Linked DNA regions of Homo sapiens: region 2 is linked to region 1. Evidence: read pairs that join two places in POLR2A ChIA-PET (ENCODE). Cell type or tissue: MCF 10A. All regions are shown on one strand. Each heading gives the region's core, and the rest is flanking DNA. Links, peaks and the distances in the headings are about the cores only.

Region 1 (4,380 bases), core at 266-4,265:
GAGAGCCTTAGAAAGTAAAACACACAACAGGTCCAACCACCAGGAGTCAAGAGGGCCTGTGGTGGGGAGGGGCTGTCCTTCCTCCAGCCCTGATGCACCTGGAGTGGCTGGGAGGGCAAGAGGTTGCACCGTCCCGGCAAGGTTGGGAAGTGGCTCGGGGTTTGGCAAGGGCCACTCTGCCCCAGATCCATGCTCTCTTGGGTCATGACATTTCAGGTCCCTGGGGACCTAGGCAGATCAACCACTACACCCCATTGGTTGAGGGTGTTCAGCAGAAGGTCCCCAGAGATGTCCTATAAGCCTCCCCTGTGACTAGGATGGCTTCTGAGGTCCACAGAAAAATGCAAGGGAATCACAAAGGGGAAAGGCCACCAGCAGCTCTGAGGCTGAGGCTGGCTGCGGATGGGATGGTTCAGAGGGGGAGCTCCCCTTCTGTCCTGGAGAGTCAAGCACAGGAGGATCAAACCCGCGGCCTAACCCGCTTGGTGGGTGCTCATCATGGGAGTCAACTGGCAGACAGAGGGCGGGTGCAGTTAGTTGCCCACTGGGCACCAAGGTGCTCTGCCTGGTCCCTGGCAAGTGTACCAGCCACCCAGGGCTCTTACCAGCTTCTGCTCATGCAGACGGGTGATGCTCATGTGGGTGAGGGTTGGCTCGGCCTCGCTCAGGTCGGCAGCACTGCCAGGCAGAAAGGAAGGCAAGGTGAGGAGAGCTGGAGCTCAGGCCCGTGCTGCCGCTGCCCAGCCTATGTGGGAGGCCATGCCTGGCCCGCTTACCTAACGCTTCTCCCTTTCTGAAGCAGTGTCCACACTCCATTAGGGCCCCGGTAGTCTGGGATAGACGCTGCCTGCATGTCGAGAAAAAAGGTAAGCCAAGTCAAAAGGCACCACTGTAGGTACTGGCAGAATTCCCAGAAACGGAAAGCCACTGTCACTCCTGCCGCATTCCGGGCTGGCCTGCATGTTGGCCTCTATTCATTCCACAGGCTGACCTGCCTGAGCCCATATGGAGTGTACCCCAATTCGGCTCCTCCCTTCTACCTGGACTTCCGTTTCCCGCCTGGCCTGGCTCATCCTTCCAGGCTGCACGCAGCCCTGCCTGCCTCCGGAAGCCTCTCTGGCACCGAGCACAAAGCTGGGCTCTGTGGCACATGTGTCCTCCACACTGCAGGGGAAGACTAGTCATGTTCCTAAAGTGCCCCCAGGGCCGAGCCCACAGCTCACACATTTAGCAAATGGTGAATCCCTAGGTGGGTCCAGGCGACTGTCCATTCTCATGTCCCAGTGCTGACTATTCCCGCTCCACCTTAACAAAGGCAGAACAACTTCTTCAGATGAGATGAGCATCTAACTTCCCAGGTTTTCAATCCTGTGAAACAAACTGAGGCCCACAGAGGGCACACAAGATATGCCAGGATCAAGGTGTCTTGTGTTCCCTTTTGGGGACTCCCGACTCCTGCTTAAACTCAGAAAAATGCACCACCCCCCCGGACAGTAGTTCCGACAGTCACATTCAAGACGGGAACCTCAAACACTCCGATGAAATCCACTAGCTGCATGTGCTTTTAGTTGCCATTGGAAGTTCCATAACAGGTCACGTGACTGTTACATAATTACATGACTGGACTTTTTTTTTTTTTTTTTTTTTTGAGAGACGGAGTTTAGCTCTTTCGCCCAGGCTGGAATGCAGTGGCATGATCTCGGCTCACTGCAACCTCCGCCTTCCAGTTTCAAGTGATTCTCCTGCCTCAGCCTCTCGAGTAGCTGGGATTGCAGGTGCCCGCCACCATGCCCGACTAATTTTTGTATTTTTAGTAGAGACAGGGTTTCACCGTGTTGGCCAGGTTGTTCTTGAACTACTGACCTCATGATCCGCCCACCTCGGCCTCCCAAAGTGCTAGGATTATAGGCATGAGCCACCGCGCCCAGCATGACTGGACTTTTACATGTGACTTGTGGAGGGAGGAGACTAAACCCCAGGGCTCCGGGTATTTGAGTCAGTAGTGAACTCCCTTTTTGCATTCTTGCTGCTGAGCCTCTGCTGTTCTTTGCTTGGAGTGCCTCATTCCAACCTTCTGTAAATCTCACCCATCCTTCAAGGCCCAATCAAGGCCACCTCCCACAAAAAGCCAACGCAGGTGGGTTTCCCAACTCCAAGAGCGCAGAGTGTGTGTCTGAGTTTGCTCTAGCGACCCAGCACAGCCAGCTTTACAGTATGGTTATTTGTTCACATGCCTGATCCTTGTCACCTAAAAGCTTCCTGAGAACAGAAATCACCTGGGTTCAGATCTGCTAGGCCGACGCGTGCCCAACACCCCACACACACCCATCAAATTAGATGGACGAGGTGCCAGCTACACTTTCAAAGCTAGTGATGTCCCACAGCCCAGGATAACTTGTCAGTGAAACTTCTCAAAACACAATGCAATTCTCTCCTTCACCTGGTGTATTCTGGCTCTTACTGTGTCACTTTCTACTTATCTTCCCTCGACATGGACAGAACAGAGTGGAAAATCACAACTTTGGGCTTAGCTCTGTCCACATAACCTGGGGGTGCCTGCGAGCAGTCGGCTACTACACCCCATTCGTATCTCTACTCCTTGTTTTTTTTAACTGGCTGTAACACAGAGGCCAAGCGTTTAAAAAGCGTTTACCTTAGGTAAGTTTTGGTCATTTCGTTTCTTTAAGAGAAAAAACCTTAGAGCTGCTTTAAAGGCGAGTTTTTCGCGATTACTGGAGCTCATACTCCGTCCTGGGGTACGCCTCCGCCTCCCTCCCTACCGTGCTGATTCCCGCGCCTGTGTAGACGACCAAGTATTTGGCGTTCCGGACGGCGCTGGCCAGCTCCCGGACCTTCCCCCGCAGCTCCTCCGGGTCGTCGCACACCTGCCAAGACGCCAGGGTGGTCACCGCCCCGGGCCGCCCCACCCGGGACCGCCCGTCGCCCCAGCTGCTCCCGAAACCGGGGGCGCCCGCGCGCCGCACGCGGAACTCGCCTCCTCCTGCCGCCGCTTCAGGCCCTCGCGCCGCCGGCTCCGGCCCTGCAGCTCCGTTACCAGGTCCGCGCTCTCGGCCAGCAGCCGGCCCTCCTCGGCGCTGCGCTCCGCCGCCGCCTTCCTCAGGATGCGCGACACCTGCGGGCAGGCGGACGGTGAGCGGCGGCGCGGGCCGGGCATGGCCGGGCCGGGGAGCGGCGGCGGCGTACCTGGCGGAGGCGCTCCCTCTGCTGCTCCTCCCGCAACCTCCGGACCCGCTCCGCCGCTTTGCGCTCGGAGCGGCTCAGACCCCCGGCTGCCATCGCTCCCCTGGAGACCTGCTCTTCCGCTTCCGCCTCACACGGCAGGCCGCGCTCAGGGCGCATGCGCAAGATGGGCCCCGCCCCCACCCACCCCTTCCGGCTCCGCCCGCCGCGTCGCCCCAAAGAAGCACCTGCCAGTCTCTTTAAAAGGTTTATTGATCATATACAAAATAAAGAAAACCTTATATATCACAAACATACACTATGTACAGCAATAAATACCCGGGGGGCCAGGCCCAGTGCTGCCCCTCCTGGACAATAATTTAGCAATAAATACTGCGCAGGGCAGGGGTAGGGCACCAAGGCCACTGCCCTGCAAGAGGTCAGGCCCCTGCCCGCCCTACACGAAGTGTGAGCGCTCGGGCCTCACCCCGCATCCAAACCCCAGCCCCTCCTCACTTAGATCTTTAATAACCTCCATCCCACCCCAGCAGATCCCGGGGTCTTCTCCCACACACACAACCTCCCCTGGCTAGACCTAGGCAGGGCAGGCAGGGACTGATCAACTCTGCTTGGACCCACCTCTCAGCGCCAGGAGAGCAACAGGGCTGGACACGCGGGCAGCCCTTGTCCTGTTGCCAGGAGAAGGCTTTCTGTGCCCACTCCCGTTTGGTTAAAGGCTTCAGGGACTAGCAGATTGAGGGGGTGGGAAGAAGGGCAGGGCTGGGACACAAGGTTGCTGGAGGGGCCAAAGCCCAACTGGGGTCACCAAGAACAGGGAGGTCTCACAGTTTATCGGGGACACACTCTAGCTCAGACTCAAGGGACACCCATGGTATCAAAGCTGCTGCTCCAGGGGCAGGGTGGAAATGTGTGGGACTGGCCCAGCAGGTATGGTACACACCCAGGACACAGGCCAGAGGCAGGACAGGCATTAGTCTCTCAGACACGCCCTGCCTCTGTGTGGCACTGATTATGTACTCTACTCTCCCGACCTGCTCCAAGGCCAGACAGCCAACAGGAAGGCAAAAATACACCAAAAAGAATTATTCAGTGGCTTCTGGGGGAAAAATCGTTAATGTGTTGGTTCCTTTCACCAAACCACAGCCTAAAAAAGTAACTCACAAGATCCCAGAGCGGAAA
Region 2 (4,380 bases), core at 120-4,119, 220 kb after region 1:
AAATACATTTTAAAAAGAAATAAAAAAGGAAACACAAAGCAGTCTTGGCTCCATAGAGTTTTCTTTTCTCAGTTTTAAGAGTTATTTCTTATGCCTGTAATCCCAGCACTTTGGGAGGCTGAGGCAGGAGGATCACTTGAGTTCAGGAATCCAAGGCCAGCCTGGGCAACATGGCGAAACCCTATCTCTACAAAAAATACAAAAAATAAGGCCAGGCATGCTGGCGGGCGCCTGTAATCCTAGCTACTTGGGAGGCTGAGGCAGGAGAATGGCGTGAACTCGGGAGGCGGAGGTTGCAGTGAGCCCAAATTACGCCACTGCACTCCAGCCTTGGGTGACAGAGCGAGACTCTGTCTCAAAAAAAAAAAAAAAAAAAAGAATAAATAAGAAAGGATAGCCAAGAAAATTTTGTAAAGGAACAGAAATAAGGTCAAGCTTGCTCTAACAGATATTAAAATAGGTCACAAAGCCACAGTATTTAAAGCGGTATAGTACCATTTCAGGAACAGACAACTCATTGGAACTGTGTAGAAAACCCCAAAATCAATGCAGAAGCTGAACTTCTCAAGGCTGCAACATGAGACAGATCCACAGTCTACAAAACACTGCCTGACTTTTCAAAAAGACACGGAAAGGCGGAGGGAGTGTTCTGGGTTAAAGGATGAAAACACAAGAGCCAGATGCAGTGGGAATTCGGGACTGGCTCTGAGGTTACGGAAAATTAGCAAGGAACACACATAAATCACCCACAGAAGAAGAACTATAAATGGCCAATAAATAGATTAAAGCATTTAATGCCACTAAGGATATAAGAAATTTCCTTCCTTCTTTGTTTTTTGGTAGAGACGGGGTCTCGCTGTGTTGCTCTGGCGGGTCTTGAACTCCTGGGCTCAAGCAGTCCTCTCACCTCAACCTCCTGAGTCTGGGATTACAAGGTGTGGACTACCACAAATGGGTAATTTATTTTTATTTTTATCTTTCTGTAGAGACAACCTTGCTTTTTTTTTTTTTTTTTTGAGACGGAGTCTTGCTCTGTCGCCCAGGCTGGAGTGTAGTGGTGCCATCTCGGCTCACTGCAGCCTCTGCCTCCTGGGTTCAAGCAATTCTCCTGCCTCAGCCTCCCCAGCAGCTGGGATTACAGGCGAGTGCCACCATGCCCGGCTAATTTTTGTATTTTTAGTAGAGACGGGGTTTCACCATGTTGGTCAGGCTGGTCTCAAACTTTTGACCTCATGATCCACCCGCCTCGGCCTCCCAAAGTGCTGGGATTATAGGCGTGAGCCACCGCACCTGGCCATCTTGCTATCTTTTTAAAGATACAAGTTGTGGCTGGGTGCACTGACTCATGCCCATAATCCCAGTACTTTGAGAGGCCATGGTGGGCAGATCGCTTGAGCCCAGGAGTTCAAGACCAGCCTGGGCAACATGGCAAAACTCCATTTAAACAAAAAATATAAAAATTAGCCATTAGGCATGGTGGTACACACCTGTGGTCCCAGCTACTTGGAAGGCTGAGGTGGGAGGATCACTTGAGCCTAGGAAGCCGAGGCTGCAGTGAGCTGTGATTGCACCACTGCACTCCAGCCTGGGTGACAGAGCCAGGCCCTGTCTCAAAGGACAAAAAAAAAAGAAGTTTTTGGGTTCTGGGTGACAGAGCCAGGCCCTGTCTCAAAAAAAAAAAAAAAAAAAAAAAATAGAAGTTTTTGGTTTTTTTTTCACTTATCATACCAGATTAAAAAAATAGTACCCAGATATGTAAAGCTATAGTAAAACATATACATGATACAATTTGTAATGAAAAAATAAAAAAAAATGGGGGCTGGGCGCGGTGGTTCATGCCTGTAATCCCAGCACTTTGGGAGGCAGAGGCGGGTGGATCACCTGAGGTCAGGAGTTTGAAACCAGCCTGGCCAATATGGTAAAACCCCATCTCTACTAAAAATACAAAAATTAGTCAGGCGTGTTGGTGCATGCCTGTAATCCCAGCAACTCGGAAGGCTGACTCAGGAGAATTGCTTGAACCGGGAGGGGGAGGTTGTAGTGAGCCGAGATTGCACCACTGCACTCAAGCCTGGGCAACAGAGCAAGACTGTCTCAAAAAACAAACAAACAAATGAGAACCAAAACCAAACCAAAACAAAACAAAAACCCAGCAGAAAACACATTGAAATGTTACTAATAACTATATCTGGATCCTGAAAATTGGAGGCTTTTTATATTGTGTTTATTGTAATCTGAAGTTTCTGTAATGAAAACGACACAATTAGGGAAATATTTTTAAAAATGCATGTCTTAGATGAAGGGGTGTTACCTGAGATGTAAAATGGGGCTGCACCTGTCCCAAAGGTGGGCTGCGATCCAAAGGCCTCCTGGGCTCCTCGCCTGGCTTCCGGGCCTCAGGGGCAGGAGGGAGGGCGTGGTGCAACAGCCACCCTGGGAATGGGATGGGGACAGAGTTTGTTCTCTGTGCATCACTTCTGGATTCCTCTTGTGTTGAATGCAAACACTCAGAAAGAACAGCATGTTCCTTTTCAAAACCAAAGTAACTTCCATTACATCGAGAACTTGGGGAGGGCCGGACAACAGTGAACTGTGACACACAGCATTTCGGTAGAGCTCTTGCACACACAATGCCACGCCCCTGCCACACACAGCCCTTGCTGTCCTCACAGCGGGGGCAGCAAGCACATTCGCTAACAGAAGCACCCAGACGCCCTTTCTGTGGCAGGCACAAAGAAGAAGCAAAAACTTGCCAGGTGCGGAGGCTCACGTCTGTAATCCCAGCACTTTGGGAGGCTGAGGCAGGTTGCTCACTTGAGGCCAGGAGTTCGAGATCAGCCTGGCCAACATGGTGAAACTCCGTCTCTACTAAAAATACAAAAATTAGCTGGGCGTGGTGGTGGGCACCTGTAATCCCAGCTACTCGGGAGGCTGAGGCAGAAGAATTGCTTGAACCCGGGAGGCAGAGGTTGCAGCGAGCCGAGATCATGCCACTGCACTCCATCCTGGGTAACTCCATCTCAAAAAGCAAGCAAACAAACAAACAAAAGAAGCAAAAGCTTAAGTATAACAACTTAAAAATGATGGTTCTACTCAAAGCTTCGGCATGCTAGCTTACTTAGAAATGACCCCACATCAAACGAGATCCTTTCATCAATTCCATTCATGTTATGTTATGTAAAGATCTGCTCCTTCTCTAAGCAGACACATCAGAAGACATAATTACTGAAATAACATTTCCCAGGATTACAAATCAGTTTCGTTAAACTCACTGAGGATTCCAACAAGGTTTTTGGAGGGTGTTTATAACTGTTGACATTTCACATATTGGAAATTGAAACAGACATTTTTTTTTTTGAGATGGAGTTTCGCTCTTGTCCCCCAGGCTGGAGTGCAGTGGCGCGATCTCGACACCCCCAGAACATCCACCTCCTGGGTTCAAGCAATTCTCCTGCCTCAGCCTCCCAAGTAGCTGGGATTACAGGCATGCGCCACCACGCCCGGCTAATTTTGTATTTTTAGTAGAGACGGGGTTTCTCCATGTTGGTCAGGCTGGTCTCGAATTCCCGACCTCAGGTGATCTGCCCGCCTTGGCCTCCCAAAGTGCTGGGAATACAGGTGTGAGCCATGTGCCTGGTCAAAACAGAAAAATTTTAAAGCTTTTTTATCAATTAACTTGAAGTTAGCCATGATGAACATATTGCTTATGATCAACATCTGAGGAGCATCGCAGGATTAGCTCTGCCCTGTGGACATCCCGAGATGGGCCCTCAAGTAAAGCATCAGTTTCTTCTACGCAATAAAAGAACCCAAAGATGACACTTGGAAATGAACGTGTTTCCCTTGGTTTATAAACACCTGAATTTAAAAGCCATGAAGTCAGAAGATGCACGTGTGGGCAAAAACCTCCTGAAGACACTCAACACCATTGGTCACCAGGAGAATGTAAAATCAAGCCCACTATGGGATCCCGCCTCACACCCACTAGGTTGGCTGGGATCAACAGGATAGAAAACAGCTGGGTGCGGTGGCTCACACCTGTAACCCCAGCACACTGGGAGGCCGGGTGGGGGGGATCCTTGATGTCAGGTGTTGGATACTGGCGTGGGCAACACAGTGAGATCCCACCTCTATTTTTAAAAGAAATTTTTTTAAATATAAAAAAAATAAAGTTTTTAAAGATATGCAATAAAAGTATTCTTAATTAAAAAAAACCCCGACAGAAAATAGCAAGTGCTGGTGCAGATGTGGAGAAATCAGAACCTTCGTGCGCAGCTGGTGGGCATGGGAGGCGGTTTGGTGGCTCCTTACCAGGTTAGACACAGAATTCCCACATGACCCAGCAAGGCCACTTCTAGGGAGGCATCCAAGAGAACTGAA

What was found. Peaks named below come from ENCODE experiments on the same cell type or tissue, not always from the same donor. Only the 100,000 strongest peaks of a DNase experiment are listed, where the experiment ranks them.
Region 2: POLR2A ChIA-PET joins it to region 1 with 5 read pairs; 3 of 35 experiments call an interaction of 5 or more read pairs at or near these places.

Annotation. Positions count from the first base shown.
Region 1 is chr17:81,914,835-81,919,214 of GRCh38, forward strand. It overlaps SIRT7 (sirtuin 7), which reads right to left and starts at 3,342. Exons shown (of 10, transcript NM_016538.3): 1 at 3,205-3,342; 2 at 2,996-3,133; 3 at 2,781-2,885; 4 at 777-847; 5 at 606-678. The coding sequence starts at 3,297. It overlaps MAFG (MAF bZIP transcription factor G), which reads right to left. Exons shown (of 3, transcript NM_002359.4): 3 at 3,436-4,380. RefSeq lists enhancers at 2,527-3,423, 3,542-3,591 and a silencer at 2,942-3,411. In MCF 10A, for the core only: no CTCF peak of the experiment used is centred there; DNase peaks (open chromatin) are centred at 1,967 and 3,357.
Region 2 is chr17:82,131,762-82,136,141 of GRCh38, forward strand. It overlaps CCDC57 (coiled-coil domain containing 57), which reads right to left. Exons shown (of 19, transcript NM_001394669.1): 16 at 2,312-2,433. Among named protein-coding and RNA genes, the nearest start is that of FASN, 36 kb to the left of the region's middle. In MCF 10A, for the core only: no CTCF peak of the experiment used is centred there; DNase peaks (open chromatin) are centred at 2,020 and 2,530.